2 separate regions of the Homo sapiens genome follow, and region 2 is linked to region 1. The links are chromatin loops, found by intact Hi-C in ENCODE. Cell type or tissue: heart left ventricle. All regions are shown on one strand. Each heading gives the region's core, and the rest is flanking DNA. Links, peaks and the distances in the headings are about the cores only.

Evidence for each region. Peaks named below come from ENCODE experiments on the same cell type or tissue, not always from the same donor. Only the 100,000 strongest peaks of a DNase experiment are listed, where the experiment ranks them.
Region 2: a loop joins it to region 1, with 2.0 times the contacts of the local background. A loop is called at or near these places in 2 of 110 quality-filtered maps.

Annotation. Positions count from the first base shown.
Region 1 is chr10:43,959,670-43,972,233 of GRCh38, reverse strand. All of the region lies in intron 4 of LINC00841 (long intergenic non-protein coding RNA 841), which reads right to left. Among named protein-coding and RNA genes, the nearest start is that of LINC02659, 54 kb to the right of the region's middle. In heart left ventricle, for the core only: no CTCF peak of the experiment used is centred there; a DNase peak (open chromatin) is centred at 6,973; H3K27ac peaks cover 3,301 bases.
Region 2 is chr10:43,904,113-43,916,676 of GRCh38, reverse strand. It overlaps LINC02659 (long intergenic non-protein coding RNA 2659), which reads left to right and starts at 4,308. Exons shown (of 3, transcript NR_184145.1): 1 at 4,308-4,384; 2 at 12,456-12,564. LINC00841 (long intergenic non-protein coding RNA 841) reads right to left here and starts at 7,381. Exons shown (of 5, transcript NR_136147.1): 1 at 7,308-7,381; 2 at 7,018-7,134. In heart left ventricle, for the core only: no CTCF peak of the experiment used is centred there; DNase peaks (open chromatin) are centred at 5,772 and 6,201; H3K27ac peaks cover 4,485 bases.

The DNA.
Region 1 (12,564 bases), core at 3,121-11,120:
GGCCCTCCAGGAGGAAATGGCAGCCCAGATGGTACCTGCTGAGTGGAGGCAGCTCATGCAAGATGGGGCCGCACAGCAGCGGCATCCAAAATGTGAAGGTGGAAGGCTGGGAACATCGGGAAGAATCACAGGAACTGTTGAAAGAGAAGTGAGCCGTGTGCGTGCAGTATCACTGGGCTAAGTGAGCACTCACTGAGTGGGCACCAAATCCACCAAAGCCATAGGTGGGGCCGCTGGAGGAAGCCAAGGGGAATTCTGTCACCACCTGATATGGCTTGGATGTTTGCTCCCTCCAAATCTCATGTTGAAATGTGACCCCCAGTGTTGCAGGTGGGCCTGGGGGAGGTGTGTGGGTGATGGGAGCCGGCCCCACATGAATGTCTTGGTGCCATCCTCATCCTCAGAGTATCAAAGTCTCACTCTATTAGTTTTCATGAGATCTGATTGTTAAAAAGAGCCTGGTGCTTCCTCCCCTATCTTGCTTCCCGTCTCCTCATGTGGTGCCTTCCTCCATGAATGGAAGTTCCCTGAGGCCCTCACCAGAGGCAGATACTGGTGCCCCACTTCTTGTACAGCCTGCAGAACTGTGAGCCAATAAACCCCTTTGCTTTATAAATTACCCAGCCTCAAGCATTTCTATATAGTGACGCAAATGGACTAAGACGCACCTGTCCTAGTTTTCCAGGGCTGCGTAGCAAAGCACCATAGGCCAGGTTTGCATTGTTCCTGCACTTCTAGGGGTGGGAGTCTGGGATCAGGTTGCTGGCAGGTTCGGTTTCTTCTCATGCCCCTCTCCTTGGCTTGTAGATGCTGTCTTCTCCCTGTGTCCTCACATGGTCTTCCCCCTATGCACGTTTGTGTTCTCATTTCTTCTTAGAAGGACATCAGTTGTATTGGATTAGGGCCTATCCTGATGACCTCAGTTAACTTTAATCACCTCTTTAAAGATTCTATCTCCAAACACAGTCATATTCTGCAGTAGTGGGGGTTAGGGCTTCAACATACAAGTTTTGGGAGAACACAACTCAGCCATAATGCCACCCCAGCCCCAAGAGCCCCGAAACTGGAAGTACAGGTCATTCAGTGGTCATCTCATGTCTGCCCACACCCCCTCTCTAGACATCCAAGGCCCTTTCTAAAGTGACCAAAAGCTACTAAGAAGCAGAAAGTCTCTGATCACTTGGAGAGCAATGTACTGATGGATTTGTAACCATGGTAACATGCACATCAGAGAACTTTATGAAACAATGGAGAGAAGGAAGCCTGGGGTCATTTGCTGTGATGCTGCACTGACCTGGACATCCTTGTAGATCCAGGCTTTGAGGCGGGCAGGAGGAGATGGAGCTGCCGTTTAACCCACCTGGTGGAGCAAGGCAGTGAGCAGGGCCTGTTGCCTGTGACCACAGAGTCCTGCTTTGTCCTCAGGCCCTGGGAGCAGAGCCAAGCAATGGATACTGATGACATTTGGACATCATTCTTAAATTCAACACAGCAGCTCACACTGGGAATTTCTAGCTCAGAAAGGATCCACGTAGGGGGATGATTTGCCCCCTTCCCCCAATTGGGCACCCCATAGTCAGCAGGGAAATTCACCAGGGTGGGGCAGAGAGTGTGCAGGGTGGGCAGCAGCACTGGAGGCAGCATAGTGGTCGTGCCAGAGTTATGGGAGAAAACACGTGTCAGTTGGACCTAACTGCATCATAGAGACTTCATCGTTAGGGTCCACAAACCAGGCCAGCAGCCACAGTCTGTCCTCCTGTGGGAGAGCCTGGGGCCAGATCCCAAAGACCAGAGACACAAAGATATCTGTGTCCAAGGGATCCAAGGGGAAGGAGCCATCCTGGAGCTCCAGGAGGGTGCAGCACAGGCAGCCTGAAGCACCACACTGCACAGGGACACACTCCTGGCCCTGGGGCACAGCCATCGTCAGACCATTTGGACAGATGAAGGCATCTGAGGAGCCACAACTGTCAGGATCCTGTCTCCGAGCACCTGCCTGACAAGTAGTCCCACCATGAGGGGAACCAAAAACCCAAAACAACCACAACCAAAAGGCCTCTTCCAGCCATGGGAAGCCAGCCAGCCCTTGCTCTTTTCAGACCCGCTCAGCCAGGGTCTGCAAGGCCATCTCAGCTAGCTTGGGTACATCAAGGCCCCCAACCAACCTGTGTTCTGTGAGTGCCTGCTCTATGCCTAAACTTGCCAAGAGAGAAGAACCAGAGCTGATCCCTGGCCCTGCCTGACAGCGATCTGGGCAGCTTACAGGGGGGCATCTGTGAGGTCCAGTGCCAAGCAGGACTGCAGTAGCTGTAGAATAATACATTTCTTGCAGGGGTTTGGCCTCAAGCAGGGATTTGGTTCCTCAGCCTGTGGGGCTGCTGCTGCTGTTTCTGCATCTGAGGCTGTGGCCCAGAGCCTGTAAGACAGGGCAAGCATTCAAGGAGGATGACAGATGTCAAGTGTAGGAAGAAAGACCAAGTGGCCCCCGCGGCTGCACAGGACCCGCAAGGACCAACTGAAACTGCTTTGATCTCTAGTAGGAGAGGCCAGAGCGGGGGCCACAGCAGGACCCGAAAGTGGCCACCAGCAGTTGCCCCACGCTGACCAGGTGAGCCAGGGGGTCAGGCACACGGCCTGCACGGACCTATGAGTGGTCAGGCTGCTCCCATGCTGCAGCCTTCTGCGTCACAACATGTGTTTCAGGCTGCCTTGGAACTATTCAGAGAAGACAATTCTGAGGAATAACGGCCAGCTCAGCTAAGATGACCTGACATAAACCACCCAACAGGTATCCAGGACGCAACCTAACAGGTGATGATTTCTCCTAGGAAGAGAGAGTCTGAGAGCTTCAGAAACACAACTGTGGGGAATTCAGCTTCTCTTTTAAAATGAGGTCCAGAGATCAGGAAGGCTCCAGGGAGTTGGAAACATCTCAGCTGGTTTTGGGAATCAGGTGAGAACAGGTCATGGGGCCTAAGAGGACAGAGGTTCCGACAGAGAGGATATGGGAGCCAAGGGAGGGCAGCGATCATAGGAGAGGAGACTGTGACAGGCAGTGCACAGGCCTTGCGGAGAGTCACGGGCAGCGGGCAGAGCAGGCGCGGCGGCAGCAGCGTCCGCTGCAGAGCTCAGAGGGGACGGGGTGCAGAGATGAGCCTCGGCTTCCTTCCTCAGAGCAAATAACCAAACGTAAAAAACGTTTTACAGGCCATGCAGTTTCCTATTCCCTTGTATGAAATTAAAGTCCTTGGATTGGAATCACAGTATCCTTTTTTTAGGTTATGTTTCAGATGCTCCGTTTTAGGTCTTGAACTCCCCATGACACTCTATTTTTCCCTGCTTTTTACTACACAAAGTCAATATTAAAACATAAATGAGGTTTGGACCTCCCTTTATTACTCATCAACTATAGCTGGCTTAAAACTTGAGGGGATTAGCTTTTTCCTACAGCCCAAATGAAATCGAACCTCCCTTTCTTTGTCTTCTCTCCCTCTCTACCTCTTTCCCTCCCCACCTCTTCTTTCCATCAGCCCTTCCTTAATTTGTCTTTTCTTTTTTTAATTGATTCTTACATCAAAAACCAAAAAGAATTATGACACTAATGAAGGACATGTAACAAAAGAGAAGCAGTAGGCACATCACCACTGAACTACGACAAAAAAATTGTCTGACCCATGCCGCCCCTCAATCCTGTCCACAGGCATTCTTAGTTATTCCTGGTGGTCCCAGCAAGGAGTAGAATTTAGTAGTTTGCTTTATTCACTTGATAATATCATGTTTTCCACTTTGCCAAATCAGCTTCCCTATTATCATTTGCCACAAGCCTGTGGCTTTCACGGGGTGGACTAAAGCACATGGTGGGGAAGCCTTGGCTGATGCCTCAATGTTGGTAGCTTTAGGGGAAGGTGCTTTAGACTGACTGTGATCCACAGAGAACTGCCCTCTGGTCCCCATGAACAGTGATGGGCAAGTCTGAAGAGAATTTCTTGGCCATTCAGATACCAATGTCTTCATGCACCTGAAATGACTTGAAGAGAATGATCTGAAGAGATGCAGGTAAGGAGGAGTGGTGGCTGAGGGGCTACTGGGCATTTCCCTATTTGCAACTCATCTCTTCTACCAGAAGCATGTGAATCCCTACCTCCCTTCCTAACCCCTTCCCAGAGCAACTCAGCAGGACTTGCAAGGTGGAGAAGAGGTGTTTGAGTTCCTCCTAGAGAAGACCTTGGAAGAGATTCACGCACAAAAGAAAGAAAGCAAAATAATACTTTATGCTATTAAATTTTGCATTCCAAAACCCCAGTTTTGTAATATACAGCTTTATATGCCAAACTTGACCAAAAAAAAGACATGAGACATAAAGAAGAAAGTAAAATGGCTGACATAAATCCAAACCTATGGATATTAACATTAAATATTAATGGATTAAGCAACACAAAAGACAGAGATTATCAGATCAGACAGGATAAGAAAAACAAGATCCAACTATATGTTTGCTACAGGAGACACACTTTAGATTCAAAGATATAAATGGGCTGAAAGTAAAAGAATGGAAAAGAAATAATCATGCAAACAATTGTAAGAACACTGGAGTGGCCATACTGACATCAGACAAAATAAACTTTCAAACAAAAATAGTTATCAGAGATAAGCAGGGACACTTTATAATAACAATAGAATCAACTCGTGAAGAAGATATAACAATTATAAACATATGTTTCTAACAGAGCCCCCAAAATACATGGGGCAGAACTGATATAAATAATGAGAAAAATAGACCAATACAAATACTTGGCAACATCAACGCCACACTTGGAATCATGGAGAGAACAACTAGACAGGAGATCAAAAGGGAAATAGACAATTTGAACAATAATCTAAAATGCAAAACCTTCATGAGCAGAAAGATCTCCCCATAAGTCCTTAGAAGAAAAATAGCCTTTCGAGGTTTACGTAGAGCAAGGGTAAGAGGGAAATGGGGGTTACAGACCCACCGTGAGTACTGCTGAGCCGGGCACTAGCTGGGGAGTTTATAGTCATTTATCAGAAGCTTCTGGGTCTTACATTTCTCATACATAAAATGAGGTAAAAATGCACCATTCACGGGGTCTTTGTGGGGATTTTGAGAATGAAATACATAAAGGAAATTTATTCCTAGGCTGTGGGATGCTGTCCAATGGAAGATGTGCCAATCCTGAACCTGTCTGCCCTCAGAGCCAGTCCAAGCCCTTTCCCTCTCTGCATTATGGGGATGGGCTTCAGGGAAGGAAGGATTGAGCCTGTTAGACTGTCATTCCTGGCTCATGTGCCAATTGGTTTCTGGTGGGATTCACCCCAGAGAGAGGTGCTAAAAAGAGGGGTAAGAAGGGGGAAGCCAGGGTATTTCTCCATCACCATTTTCCCCACACCTAAGCACTATCTCCAGCAGACTTCCCTGAGGGTCCAGCTCCTGCCAGGGAAGCCAAGACGCCAGCTTCCAAAGGGTGAACCTCGTACCTGGGCCCCATAGCACTACTTACCTCCTTAGTTCCTTCAACCCAGGGAGGGTTGCGGCTCCCTCCAATGTCACTGTGCTCTGGCCTCAAAGTCTTCCTATAACCTGGGCAATGAGAGTCCTCTGTTATAAATACTTAGAGTGACCTCTCTTCTTGGTTGAACCTTGGATGATTAATAGGATTTTTCTCCTAAACTATGAAAAGTTTGTAGGCAGAGATCCTGTCTTCAAGCCAACCAACAGTGATTGGGTTTCTGTAAACTGTTAGACCTTGAGCCAAGCCACAGAGAAGAAGCAGCAAGACAGGGCCTGCTCTACGGAACACAGAACCTTAGCCCTCTATGACCTGCATGGAGCCTCGTGTAGAATAAGCACTAGTGTGCACCTGTTGCTGAAAGCCTATTTCAATTGAGTTAGCATGTGTAGCGTGTGAGCTGTGCACCAGCTTCTCGGCCTGGTTTGCAGACACATTGTATTTGACCTGTGGTGATACCCCATGAGAAACCAAAGCAGCTCACACCATGTAGCGCAGTGCTGTAAGCTTTGCCACCCTGCTACTGGCTGAAACCCTACCAGGGGCACAGCTGGCCAGCGGTCTCCCCATCAATGTCCTGCAACAACCTCCCCAAAACCAAAGTAGAATGAAGATTGGAGAATGGAGTGTCAGGAACACTTATTCATGATCACTCTTGCATTCTGAAGGTGCAACATGAATGTCTCCGAGGGGTGGTGTGGGTGCTCCTCAGCCCCCAGATGAACAAGGTGTCTACTTGGATTTTAACTATAAAGCTGCCCTGTTACACTTTGTAACCTCAGGCACAGAGCCGTGGACATGCATCATAGGGCACTGAATCTGTCCCACATGACTAACAACTTGGGACATCTGAGAACATTTCTGTATTGTTTACACTAAAAGAACATGTATTTTTATTTCATAACACAGAACTGACATTTGACATGTTAAGTCAATGTAAGTCACTGGTGAAGTTCCTGAATTACTGCGGAAGAGTAATTAGTCCCTAGGGGCCTGTCGCTTCAACAATTTGCCATTTATCTTCTTTCAGATGACAATGTGGTTTTTTCTTTTATTTAAATCTTAAAACCCATAAATACCTCTCCACCACCACTGCTTCCTTCCCTGCAGACATACCCAAATCTTGTCCACCTCTGGGTTCAGCCAAGAGTTTGTGGTAACAACCACAAATGAAGCCTCGGCTCTGATGACACTGCTGCTCCTGAAATCCTCTCAGGGCCAATCTTCTCTGAATCAACAACTTGACTTTATTAACTGATAAGATTGACTCTGCTTCACATTCTAGCTTATTCTTGTGTTGTTCGGATCATCCACATGCTTTAACTTAGAGAGAGGGAGAAGTGACATTTTTACCAGATTGGAGTGCACTGCAGAGGCCAGTCTCTGGGGTCACATGCACAGCGGTACGACTTTCCTATTTATGTAAAAAGGAAACTGACTTTTCCCGGTCCTGGCTGTAAAGGCTCGGGACACGGTAGACGGGACGGGAGGTGCCTCGGTGATTTGCGGAACAGGAGGAGCTTTCCCTTCCAAGCTAAACAATAAGTTCCACTTTTTTAATGGCTCTTGGGTTAGAATTACTGACAAATAAGACAGAAATGTAAAAGCCTCAAGTATGTGATTACCTTAAGTCTGGGGGACACTTAAATAGAATAAAGTAACCATTTACTTTATTTCAAGATTTGGGTTTCTTGGTTGTGGGGGATGTGTAAAACATAGTCATTGATTTTAACTTTCCCATCCAATAAATTTACCAATTCAGACAAATTGAAGACAAGGACAGTTTAAATCAACTTAATTCTATAGGAAAGAGTATTTTGAGTATTTCAAATATTTCCAAGTACACACAGTAACTCAAACCAGGCTGGTGAAATGTTTCCTTCCTTAGAACAAAGGGAGGTTTGGTGGTGATTTGGGGATAGCTTTGAGTTCAGAGCCCGGAAGAGTTACTCAGATTCTGAGGCGGTTTCTGACAGAAGGAAAGGTGATAGCCTAACGCTGAGGAGGGCAGTTTCATTAATTGGGACATGTGGGGATGTTGTTGGAGATGGACAGAGGGACATTCAGAAAGACAGAAGCAGAAGCGTGGGTTTCTGAGGAGGGCAGAGTTTCTAAGGTGGTGAACAGAAGAGTGGGTAGACTTGAGCCAACAAAGGAAGCCAGGATCAGGCCATTTTCTCACGGTCACCCTGATGATATTGGGAGCACCTTCAAGATAGGACCCTGCAGGGAAAATGTGTCATGAACGCTATGCAACCTGTGGTCATTTCTAGAGCTCGATTTAATTTTTTTCCCTTGGAAGTTATTGGGGCACTCAGGGTACGCAACCCTGAGTGCACAGGCAGAGGAAGTGAAGCTTGGCCTCACGCCCAAGCACAGAGGACTCGGGTCCCAGGGCTCCAGTGTGGAACTCTGCACGTGGTTGCGGGGTGGGTCACAGGTTTGGAGGCGTTAGGGATGGAAATATGCTCAGGGCAGAGCTGAGAAGACAAGAGGTGGCCAAAAGGGAGTGATGGGTAAATGCACAAAGGTGTCCAGGAGGGCCCTGGTGCAGGCTGGCTTCCAGGACACAGCTCTCAGGGTAGAAGGAGCCTTTCTCAGACACAGTGGAGACCAAATCTTTTAAAGTGGCTGGAAGTAGGTGTCCCTGTGACCACCGACCACTGAGGGACTGGACCAAACAGGACAGAGACTGTGGCCCCAAAACACTAGCCCCAGGCTCAGCTGCTGGAAGCTCCAGGAGCTGCCAGGATGCAGGGCCTGCATCAGGACTCCAGGCATGGACCGAAGCTGCTCCTGGATCAGCAGGGAGCTTGGCCAGGCAGGGAAGGTCACGGGCTCATAAGTCTCATGTTCTCTGCCTTCTAGGATGGTTCTCCTCTATGAAGGCAGCCTCGGCTACATTCTGTGTTTTGTTTGCTTACTAAGAGCATCAACACAAAGAGAGAATGACAATGTCCTTCCCCATCCTACTCCAAAGAACTCCCAGAATGAGGACCCAGATGTGCCTGAGTCGCACCCACACCCTCTGATTTATAACTTGCCATAAAAACCACCTGGGGGATTGTCAACCATGCTGCCAGGCAAGGCTGGGTGCTGAGAAGTGGGGGCCACTCCAACATCAGTATCACAGTCAGACACCCTGTTTTCCACTTCAAATTCCAAACATGTGTCTGTGAGTGTGGGGTAGCGGCATGGGCAACAATCTTTCATTTCATTTGTTAGTTGGGGTATTGAGATTAAAAAGCTACTAAACTCAAAATGTGGGCCAGGCAGTCAACATGTAATACCTGGACACTTTGGGCCTCTGTGGACTTGAAGCATCATCAAGACACATCACTTCTGTGGCCAACCTCTGGTCAACAGTTAGCCTTATCTTCATAAATTGCCTCCCCCACAACACAATATTTCTGTGCATTCATAGCTCTGTTTGTCCTCCGTAAATCAACCACAGGCCTGTTTAATTATCCCTCGGCAATTTTAAACAACATTTTTAATGAGGCAGAGAATACATGAGGGCTTGCAAACAGGGCTTAAGGGTCTGCCGTGGGTCACTCTGTGTGTATTTTTCAAAGCCAGCCATTCCCAAGATAAGTCACATCTCACCCGGATCTCGAGGCTTGGCTGATGGGCTTTTGCACTGCATGACCAGGGAGACTCAACCATCAGGAGGCTGCTTTCTGTCAATGGCCTTGAAGTGTGTTCATTATTATAAACACACATGATGAATTAGTGTTGTGGTTATGTAAGGAATTTGGTCATCTTGGCTCTGGCTGTGAAAGCGGCAGAGCTATGGAGAAAGTGAACGAAGGGCCATGCCTTCCACTGAAGCCCAGGCAGCTGGTGTTTGAGCTTCATTAACTTGGAGATCCATAAATCTCTCCCCCTGGTTTCCAGGTCAAAGGGATTGCTGGGTGGAAGAGCTCCAAACCCTCTCAGTTGTGGGAAACATCCCTGTGACTTTGCGGGAAGGTAGGCCTGGCCCCGATGTCCCATAGCCAGCAGGTCACTCTTAAGGGAGTGGTCCAGAGGGTCCCACCCTCTGATGGTCCTGGGCTGGGGTATAACACTCAGCGGAGCTGCAGGAGAGGGGACAGAGTACTTGTTGCCCGGCTGCATTTGTGCAGTACTGGTGCTGGGGCCCCCACACAAACCCAAGCACCAGCCCTGGCACCCAGCTGAGTGGCCAGCCCACAATCCCAGAGATGGCAAGGGCGGGCAGAAGGGGAAGAGTGAAGGAGAAGCAGCAATTGGGCACCAGGCTCCAAAGGCGCTGAAAGACAGGGCAGCCACTAGAAAGTCATGGGGAGCAGATTCCTGAGGGCCTGTCTGCAAATACTTATTTTTCTTTCTTTGAACATTCTTAGGACCACAGAAATGGGAGCAATTTCAAGAGGACAGACAGACTCTGCCCCCTGCCCTGCCAACACCCGCAGCCACGATTGCCTTTCCTCCTCCTCCCCATTCTCCTTTTCCGTCTCGCCGCAAGCCCAGATTTCGTGCTGAGCCCTGCACATGAAGTGTCTCCCTTAAATGTCATAAAGACCCCATTCTACAGATGAAGACACCAACGCATTGAGGGCATGAACAACAAGCCCAGAGGTACCCTGTCCCTCCACAGAGCTGGATCCAGACCCAGTCTAGACCTATTCCAGAGCCCAGCCTCACTGTGTCTGGGGCACGATGGTCCCTGGCCTGGAGTGAAGAACACGAGATCCGAACCTTCAGAGTACGCCTCTCTGCCTCAGCCAAGCTCTCTGTTCTGGAACCTCTGCAGGTTATTTCTAATTGAGAAGGTGCAGCAAAGCAGTTAGGGACCTGGACTCTCAAATCCAGTACAGTCACATGTTCTCAGCCACACGACCTGGGGAAGGCACCCAGCCACTCGCAGGCTGGAAGGAGGTTACAGAGGTCACCGAGGCACAGCCCTCACAGGAGATGTGGGTGGCATGGGCACTCAGGAAGTTAGCTGTTATCAGTCATTATTCCTTGACACCCACTCTGCCTGTTTGTTCCCTCAAACTTCTTGCAAGAGAACTATGAAGAGGTTGGGATTCTTGCTGATTTATGGTCATTACTGATGATGTCACGACTGTCCACTCAGGGCCCAAGGACACCAGGACAAGTTAGCAGCCTGCACAGGAATCCAGGAAGTTGTTATTTTAATCTTTAATGCTAGTTTTTTTTGCCAAGCTAAACAACCCCTATCGGCCCCGTAGTATGTTAACATTTTGGGAAAAATTTATGAACTGCTCCAATCCATTTTTGGTAAAGCCCATTACCTCTGAATATAGAATCAAGGTTCCAATTAAAGCTCTCCATTAGAGAATTAAAGTTATTTGCCAAACCAGAAGAGAAAAAAGATCATTCTTCATAATTTTCAAGTTCATCTGCCTGAAACCAGCAGTCTCCTTCCAGTCCTCAGGCAAGTGATCAACTCATTCAATGTTTCAGAGCATGGACCACAAAACAGAGAAACTTCTGGGAATCTGGACAAAACAGTGCCTCCCCCCAAGGGATCTCAGACAGTCGCTAGGGCTTGCACACACACATATGCGCACATACACACACTCACATGGTTGCTCTAGGATCCTAACATCTGTAGTCAAGGAGGTCCAATGTTTTTAGGAGTAAAAATAAATCCCAATTTCTTCCACTTTGGAAGCTCGTAGACGGCAGGCTTTGTAGGAGAAGTTATTTCAACTGGGTTTAAAAGTTTTGGTACGGTTTTGCCGGATAGAAATAGATGGGCAAATACACAGAGGTTGAGAAGTCCAAGTCAGTGATGCTGAGGGCCCAGGACCATCTGTGTTTGGAGACAGCAGGTGGGAGTGCAGAGATGATGCTAGAAAACTTCCCGAATACATGTTATGATGCTAGGCGTTTATTCTGATAGGTGTATTTTACTTCTGACAGATCTCTGCAAAATCTCCAGCTCCTGCCTTTCTGGGCTTTCAGAATCCAGGACCATATGGGACCCATGGACAGTGCAGGCAGGGCAGGAGGCCTCTCCGGGTGCTGAGCTGCCCCGCCATGGGCCACAAGCTGTGCTTCTCAGCACCAATGGTTGTGTCACTCTCATTGGTGGTGCTGGCTTTAGGAGGATGTTGGGGACTCTTTTTGACTCTCCTTGTCTAGATGCCCACATTCTTTGTTAAGGAGCCATCTCCTTTGCTGGGGTCCCCTCTGCCCTCTCTGTTCTAGGATGGTGGGACTATCTGATAAACTAAGTTTTCCAGGGCAGCCCAGGAGGGAAGGCAGCACATGGCTGCACGGAACCTTCTCTGGAGACACAGAATGAAGACCTACAGCCATGCAACCTCCCTTTACTCAGGTCTTTCCAATAGAGAAACTATTCAAGGAAGCCCCCAGGCCTGTGCACGAGGACAAAGAGCAACAAAGAAATAACAAATGGAGTTCAGTTCTAGGACGCCTGATGTCTGCTTAAGAATAAAGGGGCATTTCATTTTGAGATGGGAAGTGGGGACCCTGGGGCCCTGTCCATTGAAATGACCCTTGGCTTCTAGAAGTAGGGGACAGCCCTTACCCAGCTCAGGCATCACAAAATCCTCAGCCAAGCAGCTGGGGGCCTTTAGGGGTATCGTTGGTGTTGTCCTGCTGCCAGCTCCCCGGCCAGATGGAGCCCAGAGCACCGTGCCAGGTTCTTGAGGGCAGACCCTGCAGGCTGCTGAGTGAGCCGAGGAGGGTCAGAAGATTCCTCCACTGACGGCTTTTGGCTGGTCAGTGAGTGCCCATGACCTTGGAGGAGGAGCCCAAGGCTCTGTCAGGCTCTGTCCCCTGTAAATTATTACATGGCCACCTTGTGGCTCAGAGGGCCCTACCTACTATATGAAAATGATATATCTTGAATGATTTATTTATGTCTTTAACAATCATCTATTGAGCACACGTGGCCATGTGGTTCCTCCCCTTGAGCTCACAATCTAATAAAAATAAATATAAGTTATTTCAGTGCAGTCTAGTGCATGCAGTACCAGCATGTCCACATGACAGGGGCTGTTACAAAGGAGTACGG
Region 2 (12,564 bases), core at 2,915-10,914, 55 kb after region 1:
TGATAAGTAACTTCAGCAAAGCCTCAGGATACAAAAATCAATGTGCAAAAATCACAAGCATTCTTATACACCAACAACAGACAAACAGAGAGCCAAATCATGAGTGAACTCCCATTTTCAATTGCTTCAGAGAGAATACCTAGGAATCCAACTTACAAGGGATGTGAGGGACCTCTTCAAGGAGAACTACAAACCACTGCTCAGTGAAATAAAAGAGGACACAAACAAATGGAAGAACATTCCATGCTCATAGATAGGAAGAATCAATATTGTGAAAATGGCCATACTGCCCAAGGTAATTTATAGATTCAATGCCATCCCCATCAAGCTACCAATGACTTTCTTCACAGAATTGGAAAAAACTACTTTAAAGCTCATATGGAACCAAAAAAGAGCCCGCATTGCCAAGACAATCCTAAGCAAAAAGAACAAAGCTGGAGGCATCACGCTACCTGACTTCAAACTATACTACAAGGCTACAGTAACCAAAACAGCATGGTACTGGTACCAAAACAGAGATACAGACCAATGGAACAGAACAGAGGCCCCAGAAATAACACCACACATCTACAGCCATCTGATCTTTAACAAACCTGACAAGAACAAGAAATGGGAAAGGATTCCCTGTTTAATAAATGGCACTGGGAAAACTCGCTAGCCATATCTAGAAAGCTGAAACTGGATCCCTTCCTTACATCTTATACAAAAATTAATCCAATATGGATTAAAGACTTAAATGTTAGACCTAAAACCATAAAAGCCCTAGAAGAAAACCTAGGCAATACCATTCAGGACATAGGCATGGGCAAGGACTTCATGACTAAAACACCAAAAGCAATGGCAATAAAAGCCAAAATAGGCAAATGGGATCTAGTTAAACTAAAGAGCTTCTGCACAGCAAAAGAAACCACCATCAGAGTGAACAGGCAACCTACAGAATGGGAGAAAATTTTTTCATTCTACCCATCTGACAAAGGGCTAATATCCAGAATCTACAAAGAACTTATATAAATTTACAAGAAAAAATCAAACAACCCCATGAAAAAGTGGGCAAAGGATATGAACAGACACGTTTCAAAAGAAGACATTTATGCAGCCAACAGACACATGAAAAAATGCTCATCATCACAGGTCATCATAGAAATGCAAATCAAAACCACGATAAGATACCATCTCACACCAGTTAGAATGGCGATCATTAAAAAGTCAGGCAACAACAGGTGCTGAAGAGGATGTGGAGAAATAGGAACACTTTTACACTGTTGGTGGGAGTGTAAACTAGTTCAACCATTGTGGAAGACAGTGTGGCGATTCCTCAAGGACCACTAGAAATATCATTTGACCCAGCAATCCCATTCCTGGGTATATACCCAAAGGATTACAAATCATGCTGCTATAAAGACACATGCACACGTATGTTTATTGTGGCACTATTCACAATAGCAAAGACTTGGAACCAACCCAAATGTCCATCAGTGATAGACTGGGTTAAGAAAATGTGACACATACACCAGGGAATACTATGTAGCCATAAAAAAATGATGAGTTCATGTCCTTTGTAGCGACATGGATGAAGCTGGAAACCATCATTCTGAGCAAACTATTGCAAGAACAGAAAACAAAACACTGCATGTTCTCACTCATAGGTGTGAATTGAACAATGAGAACACTTGGACACAGGGCGGGGAACATCACACACCGGGGCCTGTCATGGGGTGGGGTATGGGGGAGGGATAGCTTAGGAGAAATACCTAATGTAAATGACAAGTTAATGGGTGCACCAAACCAACATGGCACATGTGTACATATGTAACAATCCTGCACACTGTGCACATGTGCCCTAGAACTTAAAGTATAATAAAAAATAAAAAAAAATAGAAAGAATAACATCTGAAGTGGGAACTTTAAGTGCAAAATTGTTTTGTTACCAAAACATCAAAAAAAGTTTTGTAAATAGATAACGTTTTAATCTTTTTTTCAGTTCTGGTTCAAGAACTTAACAAAAATGACATACATAAAAAGGATATTAAGAAATATATTCAGTAAGATCATGGCAGTTTAGTAGATGCAGCAAACACACAGGCAGTTCTGTTGAACTCTGTGGCTTCAGAGCAAGCAGAAATAAATGAACCAATTGATATTAATGAGGAAAACACAAACCCACAATGTGTAACTTAAAAAACAATCCTATATTTAATCATTCAGGTTAACACAGCCATACAAACTGGTATTTAAGAAATCTCCCCAGTTAGCCTATTTTTCATTTTTCCATGTATTTCCAGGAGAGATCACCACAAGTAAGTCAGAGTGCATGCATTAAAGTCAAAATGATTGGTGCCTTCAAGAGGAAGATCCCTGAATCATGCAAGGAGCTTCATTCAGAAAGAAGACCTTCATCTCTACCTTCAGAATGTTCTTCACTGCACTGGAATGAAGATGGTGATGATAACGATGGTCAGGGCTCAAGCTCAGGCCCTTCCCTGCTGTGTGCCATAAATCAGTGCCCGAAGGGACAGGAAGCAGAGGAGCCCATGAGGGTGGCCGTCTCCAGAACAGATGCTCCCCATTCAGCCACACTTGGCCTGGATGTGCATACCAGGTGTGAGGCTATTGATTCAAATCTGGGTTAAGGAACCCGGCTTCTCCAGGGCTCCATGTGAGGACTAGCAGGGTGCTGCCATCAGGTCAGGAAGTGGCTTGGAATGGGGGCCATTCCCACTGCATATCTAACACTATGGATCCGCTCCAATGCCCAGGAAGCTGGGGTGAAGAGGACAGGCTTTGGCATGCAACACCCTGAGGCTCAAGTCCAGGATGTGGGCTCTGAGGCGAGTTAGTTTAGCTCTGAGCCTCAGTGTTTCTCTCTGAAAGTGGAGTTAGCAGTGTCTTCGTCTGAGACTTCCTGTGAGAATTCAGTACTGCATGAAAAGTGGCCCAAAGCACATAATTAATTATTGCTCATTATTTGTACTACCTGTAAGCTACTTCATTACGTTGATGACCTTTCTGTAATGAACAGCATATTATATTAAAATATAAGCTTATTTATTCATGTAGCAGATATTCATTAGGCAACTATTATGTGCCAAACTCTAGACTAGTTCTGGGTTATAGAAAAATGGATAAGACTAGGTCCTATCTTCAAAGAGCTAGCAAGATAGGAGAGAAAATAGATTCATGCAATTGCCTAAAATAATAATGAGAATAACAGCAGTAATAATTTGAGACCCCCAGTATGTGCCAGTTCCATTGGTGTGTGGGTTATGGATTGCCAGGGTCATCCCACAGAGTACAGCTTATGGAATCATATTTAAACCTCATGACAATTGCCAAGTGTCTTAGCAACTCAGGCTGCCATAACAAAATACCACAGACTGGGTTGCTTCAACAAGTGTGATTTGTTTTCTCATGGTTCTGGAGACTGAAAGTCTAAAATCAAGGTTCCAGCAGGGTTGGTTCCCAGTAAGACTTCTCTCCTCGGCTTGTAGACAGTTGCCTATGTGCTATGTGTTCACATGGCAGAGTGAGCAAGCTCTCTGGTGTCTCTTCATATAAGGACACTAACCCCATCATGAGGATCCACCCTCAAGTCCTTCACCTAAATCTAATCACCTCCCCAAAGGCCTCATCTCCAAATACTATCACACTAGGGGTAAGAACTTCACATATGAATTGGGGGAACACAATTCCGTCCACAGCACAGAGGTAACCACTACTATTCTGACTTTCTACAAAAAGACACTGGGATTCTAACAGGCCAAGTTCCCCAGGGCCTGTCAGGACTTGCCCAGAGTCACCAGCAAGTATGGGACAGAATTGGAACTCAAATTCAGGATTTGTTTCTACAGAGAAATGGCAAAGAAACCTTTAGAATCCCAAGAAAAAGCAATTAATTTTCAAGGAGGCAGAAGTACTGCGACATACTGAGGCAGAGCCTCTCATCCTGACCTTGAAAGATGCGAGAGGTTCCCCAGGCAGAGAGGAAGAAAAAGGAGGAACTGGAGCATCAACCAAGCAGCTTGCAGGAACCAGTACTGGGGAAGCAATGAGGGCTGGGAGGGTGAGCACAGACAGAGAGATGGGGTCAGGGCAGGAAACGTGGGTAAAGGCCAGGGTCAGAACCTGGGCTGCAACCTTGGGCAGCTGGGAGTCAGCCAAAGATGGTAAGTGGGGCTGGGGTGATTAAATTCATACCCACCAAAGTCATTATTCCAGCAGAGGGAGAAGAAGGAGATGCTGGGAAAGAGGAGAGACCAGCCGGGAAGATGTAACAATAGCCCCATGGTAATAATGGGCCTCTGAGTTCTGAAACAGCCAACAGAGGAGAATGACAAGGAGGGGCAATGATGATCCAAGGAGGTGGCAGATCCTCAGGAAACACAGGGTAGGCTCATGGTGATAAAGTGTGCCAGGTGATGTGGACCTTAGAGGAGAAACGCCCAGGGCAGAGGGTGCTGACTTAGGGGCTACAGGACAGTGCCATGGACTGTTTGTCCCCCCAGAATCCATATGTTGAAACCTAACTCGTGGTGTGATGGTATTTGCAGATGGGATCTTTGAGAAGTAATTAGGTTTAAATGAGATCATGACAGTGGCAACCTGTGATGAGATGAGTGACCTGAGAGATCCCAGAGAGCTCTCTCATGCTTTTCCTGCCATATGAGGCCACAGTGAGAAGGTGCTGTCTATGAATGTGGAAGCAGGCTCTCACCAGGCACTAAACTGCTGGTGCCTTGGTCTGGAACTTCTCAGCCCCCAGAACTGTGAGAAACAAATCCTGTTCATCAAAGATGCTTCATGACATCATTTAGGGGAAAGAGTCAATCCTGTTTCTTAAAGAGGACTAAACAGTGTCCACCTGTTAATTCAGAAAGCCATGGCACTAGCAGTGCTGTAGCAATGGCCTGGGGCGTCTCTCGCCTCAGAGGCAATCCAGATCTGCTGGGGCTTTTTAAGGGAGCAAGTCCTGGCTCTGTGGGGCTCGCCTTGAGCTTAGTTCCTTAAAATTGCAAAGTCACCATGGAGTCAGATTAGAATGGAGCCCATGTCACATATTGAGGGAAATATTTTCATGCTTTTTCTCTCATTAAAAGCAATCTACTAAACTTGCAGGTGACTTTGTCTTTAAGCACACCACTCCTGTGAAGGAGAGACATGGTCTCTTCATTTTATACCCTGTTGGCAGCCCTGATAGGAGAGTCAATGATTTTTCCTCACTTAACCAGAACCACAGAGGGTTTTCTGATGTGTCTGTCGTATCCACCCAGCTAGGGTTCTCCTATATTGTGCTTATGAAATGGATTTCTGGAATCTAATTTTAGAATCTTCCATTTACTCCTGCAAGCTTCACCTTGTTGATCTCAGCTCAATTTACTATTTTTCACATTTATTTCCACTCATGATTTTGTTTTCTATTTCATATGCGCTTTTATATTTGTTACTAGAATGTTAGGTAAGTATGTCTTCCATGATGCCATTCAACCCATTGATTAAAATGTTGAAGAGAATAGGTTCAATGACAGAGCTCTGTGGCCATCCACTAGAGATCACCCCAGCTTGAGAAACAGTCAATGTTTAACATTCTTAGACATAATTCTGTTCTAACCAACTAGAGCCAAACTAAAAATCTAGTAGACCAGGAATAATTTGAAAGAGCCTCAGAAGGCTGGGCCTGCAAGCTCCCACCTCCATCCCAGTGTTTCCATTCCTGGCACTGAAGCCCCTGGGATCTCATCCTTAGGTTTCAGATCCACCGCCCTAGGCCAGCCGCTCACCCTGCTGATCCAGAGCTGGCTCCAAATCAGCGCAGCCCATGGGCCCAGCGCGCCAAAGTCCTGACCAGCCCCTGCCAGGCACAGCTTTCCAAAACAGGCGTTTTTGTCACTGTTGTTGCTTTTAATCTTGCTGTAAAGAGGCACATAATTTCTTGCCAGTTCCTACTGGCAGCCTCTTAGGAAAATCACTGTGTGTGTGTGTGTGTGTGTGTGTGTGTGTGTGTGTGTGTGTGTGTGTGTGTGTGTGTGTAAAGTGTGTGAAGACAGAAGGCCTAAATTCCCCCACTACCCAGGGCTCCTCCCATCCTTCTTTTCATAGCTAATTTCGTTAAGTGTTTAAACAATGTAAATCCGGCAGCCCTCCTTCATTAAAGCTGTGAGATTGAGGGCAGCTGCCGCCTAGCTATGGGCCCTCCCAGCCAGCCTCGGAGCCGAAGCGTCCACCAGCTTTCCCGAAATAGCGAAGCTCTTCCTTCCCTGCCTCCCCTGGAATGACCCCGGGGGAAGGATACTCCATTTCCTACGCCCAGATTACTTTATTTATGACCATCCAATGAGTCCATATTTGGAGAAAAAAATATCACCACCATGTGGAATGAAATCATGCAGCTGTAAATAACTGATGTAAGTGTTTAAATTAAAAGGAGCTCACGATAAGATTGTGTATGTATGGAACTAGGTATAGATGGGGAGTATGTGAACTGGACTCCATTCTGTGACAAGCAGGGTGACCCAGGACAGGACAAGTGGGGCTCTGACAACTTCAGGGGCCTTATGGCTGAGGAGCTGTTCAACATCATTCTTGGTCAGATTCTGCAAACCTGGATGAGGACAGCCAAGGAGTTCAGCTCCTTAAAAATACAAAGTCACCGCCGAATCACATTAGAATGGAGCCCATGCCACATATTGAAGGAAACATTTTCATGCTTTTTCTCCATTATCTACTTATTAAAAATAATTTATTAACCTTGCAGGTGACTTTGTCTTTAAGCACACCACTCCTGTCAAGGAGAGCCTTGTGGTCTCATTTTAGACCCTGTTGGCAGCCCTGGTAAAAGAGTCAATAATTTTTCCTCATAGGTACACATAAACACATTCTAGAGAAGTCTTGTGAAAACCTAATCAAATTTGCAACACATCAGCATGTTTAGTATTTAAGATACTTTGTACAGTGAAGAATCACCTTATAAACCAATAATTATCCTGTGATCCTGCAATATTGCTTAAAATGAAACCTGCCTACCTGGGTTTCAAAGCTTATATTTCCAGAACAGTTTAGACTTCACAATGAAGATCACTCCTTCTAAAACATGACCCTTCCAGGGCAAGCCATTCTCACTCCACCATGAAGCACTTATGCCTGAAATCCAAATGGAGAGTAAGAGTCAGTGAAAGTCACTCTCCTTCTGTTGGAAATGGAAATTACTCCAGAGATACTAGATTTTGGTTCCACCATTGGCTGAGGCTCAACAATTGCCAGCTGGATGATGAACCAATGCTTGGGAGTCAGGAGATGGTATATTCACAACTGACCAAAGCCTGGCTTCTTTTCTTTTCTCTTGAATGCATGTCAGTGGCCTCCCTGGGCTCGCCGTCTATGCCACCCTGCAGGGGCACATGTGCGTTGCAGGCTCTCAGTCAATATTTTATGATAACAATAGCCATCATTGTGAGGATCCCCCAACAGCACTGGGTGTTTTATGACACAACCAAAAACTAGGCACTAATGCAAATTTTAACTGGTAATTGGGAAGTGTGTTAAGATGTTTTTATGATCAATTTGTAGATCAATATTCTAAGTATATTTGGAAAAATACATTATCCATTTGTGCAATACAAATACGTGACATGGTTTGAATCCTCTACTCCCTTATTGGTTGTTGTCCACGTGATTTCTTGCAACACAAGTTTGTTAACATTACTACAACAACAGTGCTTCCCTTATTTTCTTTTGTATTGCTAAAACTTTTGTTAATTACATTTGATGCTTTTTTTTAATCACCATAGAAGTGTGCAAAATTGTCATTCTTTCATTGTGGATTTTTTCTTTTAGCTGTTTTGGCCTTGAGTTCCACCTTGTCTCCTGTTCATATTCACACTCCTGTCTCTTTTTGTTGGGATTCATTCACTATATCATTGCCCATTGCCTTATTTTTAATATTTTTGGATTAACTGGGTACACTAACGCAGTATTTAGATTTTACTCTTAACCAAATGTGAGTCTGTGATTCAAAATAAGAGTTCATCCTGATCATTTTATTAACATGATTTATATGCTTAATTTTATTTCTGCTATTTTGTTTTATGGTCATTTTTAATACACCTTTTATATTGAGGTTACTTTTTTAACCTGACTTTTCCCTTGTGATTTGGAACTCACATCTACTATTTTCATTCTGTTAGTAATGACATTTAATAAGTATGCACTGGAATCTACTTTCTCTAATTTTCATTATCAAAAATAGGCCTGGCATAGTGGCTCACACTTGCAATCCCAGTGCTTTGGGAGGCTGAGGTAGGAGGATCACTTGAGCCCAGGAGTTCAAAGTTACAGTAAGCTGTGATTGCACCACTGCACTTCAGTTTGGGCAACAGAGCAAGACCCCTCTTCAGGAAAAAAAAAAAAAAAGACAATATAAATTGATCCTTCTCTGTGTGATATGAGGAATATACTCCACTTTTACATCTTGTCTTCTGGCCATTCAATTCCCAATTTTTAGTGATACAGTAGGTTATTTGAACTAGATAACTATTACTTAGTTAATATTTTTAACCATGTGTCCTCTTTTGGAAATTATTTTTGGCATTCTTGTTGTGTTTTAATGTCCCATTGAGAATTACATTAATTTTGTTCTATAGTTTATGTTTGTTTGGGGGGAAGAGGTTATTTGTTTATTTTTATTAGTATTTTATATCATGAATTCTCCATTTTTGGATTTGATATTTTGATTCCTCACTCAGTTGGCTTAAAAATGACTCACTAAGATGTTTCTTGTTTGCATTTTTTTGTGGCTGTTGTCTGTCCAGACCCTCACATGGGGTCTGAACTTCTCAAGTTCACAAGAGAACGCAGCTTTTCTGCACTGGGATCTCAATGTCTGCATGGCAGCTAGGGGAGCCAAAATGGGAGAATGCAGGACAGACACTTCAATTTAAATTTCAGATAAACATGAAATAACGCTTCTGGTATAAGAATGCCCCCAATATTGCCTGGGCATCCTGCATTTTATCTGGAAACCCCATGTGGGTCACCATACTTTTCTTGGTCACATTTCTGCAACTGATGATCATTGTCTTCGTGTTACAAAGAAACAGGAACCAAGTTTTATCGCCTTGACCCTCACTGAATTTGTGGGGGCTTTTTCTTGAAATTAAAATAAATTATCAGGGTAAGTCTAGGCAAAAAAAAGCCCTTCATTATTTTATCTAGATTTCTGAAGAGTCTTTCTTTAACTTGGGAAAATTTCCACCAAATAGTTCTTTAATGATAGCTCCACTTTTGGAGGTTCTTTCTCTGGAATGCCTAATATTTATAAATTAAATATATCTCAGCCCATGCTTTTCCTATATTTTCTCTAATTAACCTTCTCTTATCCTCTTCCTCTGACTTCTGTGATGTCAAATTTGACTTCTCTCTTATAAAACCTTTTTTACTGAAAGGTCCATTTTGCTCTCCCCTTCCCCGTTTCCATTTCTGAAATGAACATTTTTTAAATCATCTCACAGCCTTCCCTACCCTGTTTGTTTTTTTTCTTTATGGTTCTCTACTCGAATTTCATAGAAGAAATGCTCATTTGAAGTTTATTGGAAACACAGATCAGAAGTGTTCTCAAAATTTTCCCATCTCTTTCAGAAACTATATTTTATAGGAAAATATTTCCCCTGATTCCTCAGAGTGCTTCCTCCTTTTGAACTGTGCTATCTTCTCATTCTCCTGGTGATTTTCATCTGTGTGCTCGACATTACAGAGGGAATGCAATGTTTGTCCAGAACCATTAGTGGGGATCCCGGTCTGAGTTATTCCGACCCAAGGGAAGGGGCAGGGAAGAAGACCGAGTTCTCAGTTCTCTATGCTGATTCAGCAGCCCCGGGAGCCAGGAAGCAAGCCGTTCTGAGATGGCCTGAGTGGAGCGTCTCTGCCCTTGGTTCTTTTCTCAGTTTGGAAGCCACTGGGAGTTTCCTGGAAGTGCCCTTGTTCTCTGCTGAGCGCCAGCGAGGTTCACCCCTGTTCTTGGCCTGTTCATGGCTCACAGCCCATGACAAGTGTCAGCTGGGGTTAGTGCCTCCCTGGCTTTGTGAAAGGCAGAATCTCTACCTACAAATCTTACAGCCTCCCTCTTCCCCTCTGGGCCTCTCTTCTGGACAGCGCACATGCCAGGAAAAGCTACAGGGCATTGGAGAGAGTCTTCTAGACCTTCCCCGTGATCCTTCCCAACTACATTGTTCCTTCTTTACATGTAAGGAACTAAGCTAAGGGAACTCTCGACATTTCCATCATGCGGCTGTCACCCTACCCTTCCCTCAGCCGATTCACATTTCCCCATTCATACAGTAACAAAGCATGTCAGCATGTAGTTTGCTTAGGATAATTTCTCAGATTTCACAGTATGAATATTTCACTGAATTTTCTCCCTTGAACAGAGTCCATTTTTCCTTTTTCTGGAACAAATGATATGTAAAAAACTGTATGAACCCCATTTTCATTTGGAAGCTGTTCCATGAAATATATTATCTAATTTAACAATGGGTCCCATTGTCAAATTTATTCTCAATACGAAGGCCAGCCATAGATTATCAAAACTTGCAGGCTGGTCAGCGTTCTGTGGGCTTCTGGTGAGATGTTTTACAGATAACATTCTGTATAGGAAGCAATCATGGCTTCATTCTATGATAGGCAAGGTGCCAGGAAATGCTAAATCAAGTGGCAATCGAGTCCCTAAAGAAAGTCATTTCTGATTTATGGTGATAGCTCCAACAATTCTGCTGAACTTTTTACACACTGAAATGACTACTTAGTTATGTTTTCCATTGGAGCAGAGAACAGCTGGCCTGCCAGAGACCCAGCACAGCAGCTGGAATGCAGAAACTCTCATACCATTAACCCCAAAGCCTGAGAAAAAGATTTCTTATTTCTGAAATGTAAGCGCTTGTTTTCTCCCAGCACATCTGACACCCTGAGTCTGTGGTGGCGTTCAGAAAGTGGGAAGCAGCCTGAACTGGGCTGGAGGCGAGGGCAGGAAAAGAGGAGTCAGGCGCTGGCACAATGGGGACTGAGCACTAGCAGGAGCTCCCCAAGGGCCGGGGGTGGTCTGCGTTATTTTTTAATTTATCACAGTTTCAACAGACTTATCTCGAGCAGTCTTGTCTTCCAGCTGCTGGAGCTGCCTGAAACCCTCTAGAGTGTGTGTGTGTGTGTGTGTGTGTGTGTGTGTGTGTCCACGTGCACGTGTGTGTTTTCTTCTGTGTTTGTATATTTTGCTCCTGGAGCTTTAAGAAGAGCCTAGATTAGTATTGTCCAATAGAGTGTGATACAAAGCACATACATAGTTTCAAATGTTCTAGGAGCCACACTAAAAAAAAAAAAAAAAAAAAAAAAAACAGTAAAGAGAAACTAGTAAAATCATGTAATATAATTTATTTAACTTAATACATCCAAAATATTATCAGTTCAGCATGTAACCTTCACATAACTTATTAATGGGATCGGTTGCTTTCTTCTCTTCAGGCCAGGTCTTTGAGCTCGTGTGTGTCTGCCATGCACTTCACACTCACAGCCCACCTCCTGTGGATTGGCCACACGCCTGGGTCTCAGTAGCTCGTGTGCCGGCAGCTGGGATGGGGGCAGGCTGGGCAGTGAAGAAGAACAACCTCCCCCTGTTCTAACTCATTCAGCTCTGCTCGGGTCTTCGTATTTCCCTGGCCCTGAAGCTCCCCCTCTCGGAGGTGCCCCTCTACCAGCCCCTTGAAGAATCGTGTGTGAACCATCACTCCTAGCCCTGTGCTACCAGCCCACCTCACTCACAGCTCATGCAGAACTTTGTAACTAAAATCCCAGGACCTGGAAAATACATGTCTGGGAGCTCCCAGACATAACAATCACTTCTGGACTCCCAGGAGAAGGCCATATCTTTCCCTTGGTCTTCCCTGCCCACTTCCAATCGTTGTCTCACCCTGTTTCTCCACAAACTCTCTCCTCTTTTCCTCTCTGCTCTCCCTTTCCAGATTGAGCAGGATGGTGGTGGGGCTGCTGGGGGGGCATTTCTGGGTCCTGTCCTGGGGAAACAGCTTGCAGAGGGGAGGCAGGGAAGGGCAAGGCATGCTCTCACTTCACTGTCAGTCCTGCAGCTAAGAGTCTGAGGCTGGACCACCGCCTCTGCATGGGACAACAAAACCGGGCTGGCGGCACTCCCGCGACAGTTCCCAGACACCCACAACCCAGGCAGGTGGCGCACCTGAGTAAAGGTGTCTGGGTATCGGATGGGACTGGTGGGCCTGGAAAACACAGGCCCCACCCAGGACATTTAAATTCAGCTTTTAACCCTGTGCAAGCCAAGCAAAACCAGTGGGAGCCAAAGAGTCATCAGCTTGTGGTTCCCAAGAGAGGGACGGGTCCTGGGGACTCTGTTCACAGCTTGTAGGTATCGAGGGACAGCTACCTTGCCTCCTGCCCCACCCTTTTAGGGATCTGCTGTCTATAAACTGCCGGATGTCAGGTACCTGGTTCATCATCTTCATTTTCATGCACGTCAACAGCCACATCACTGACCTTCCAACAAATCTTCCAGCCTTA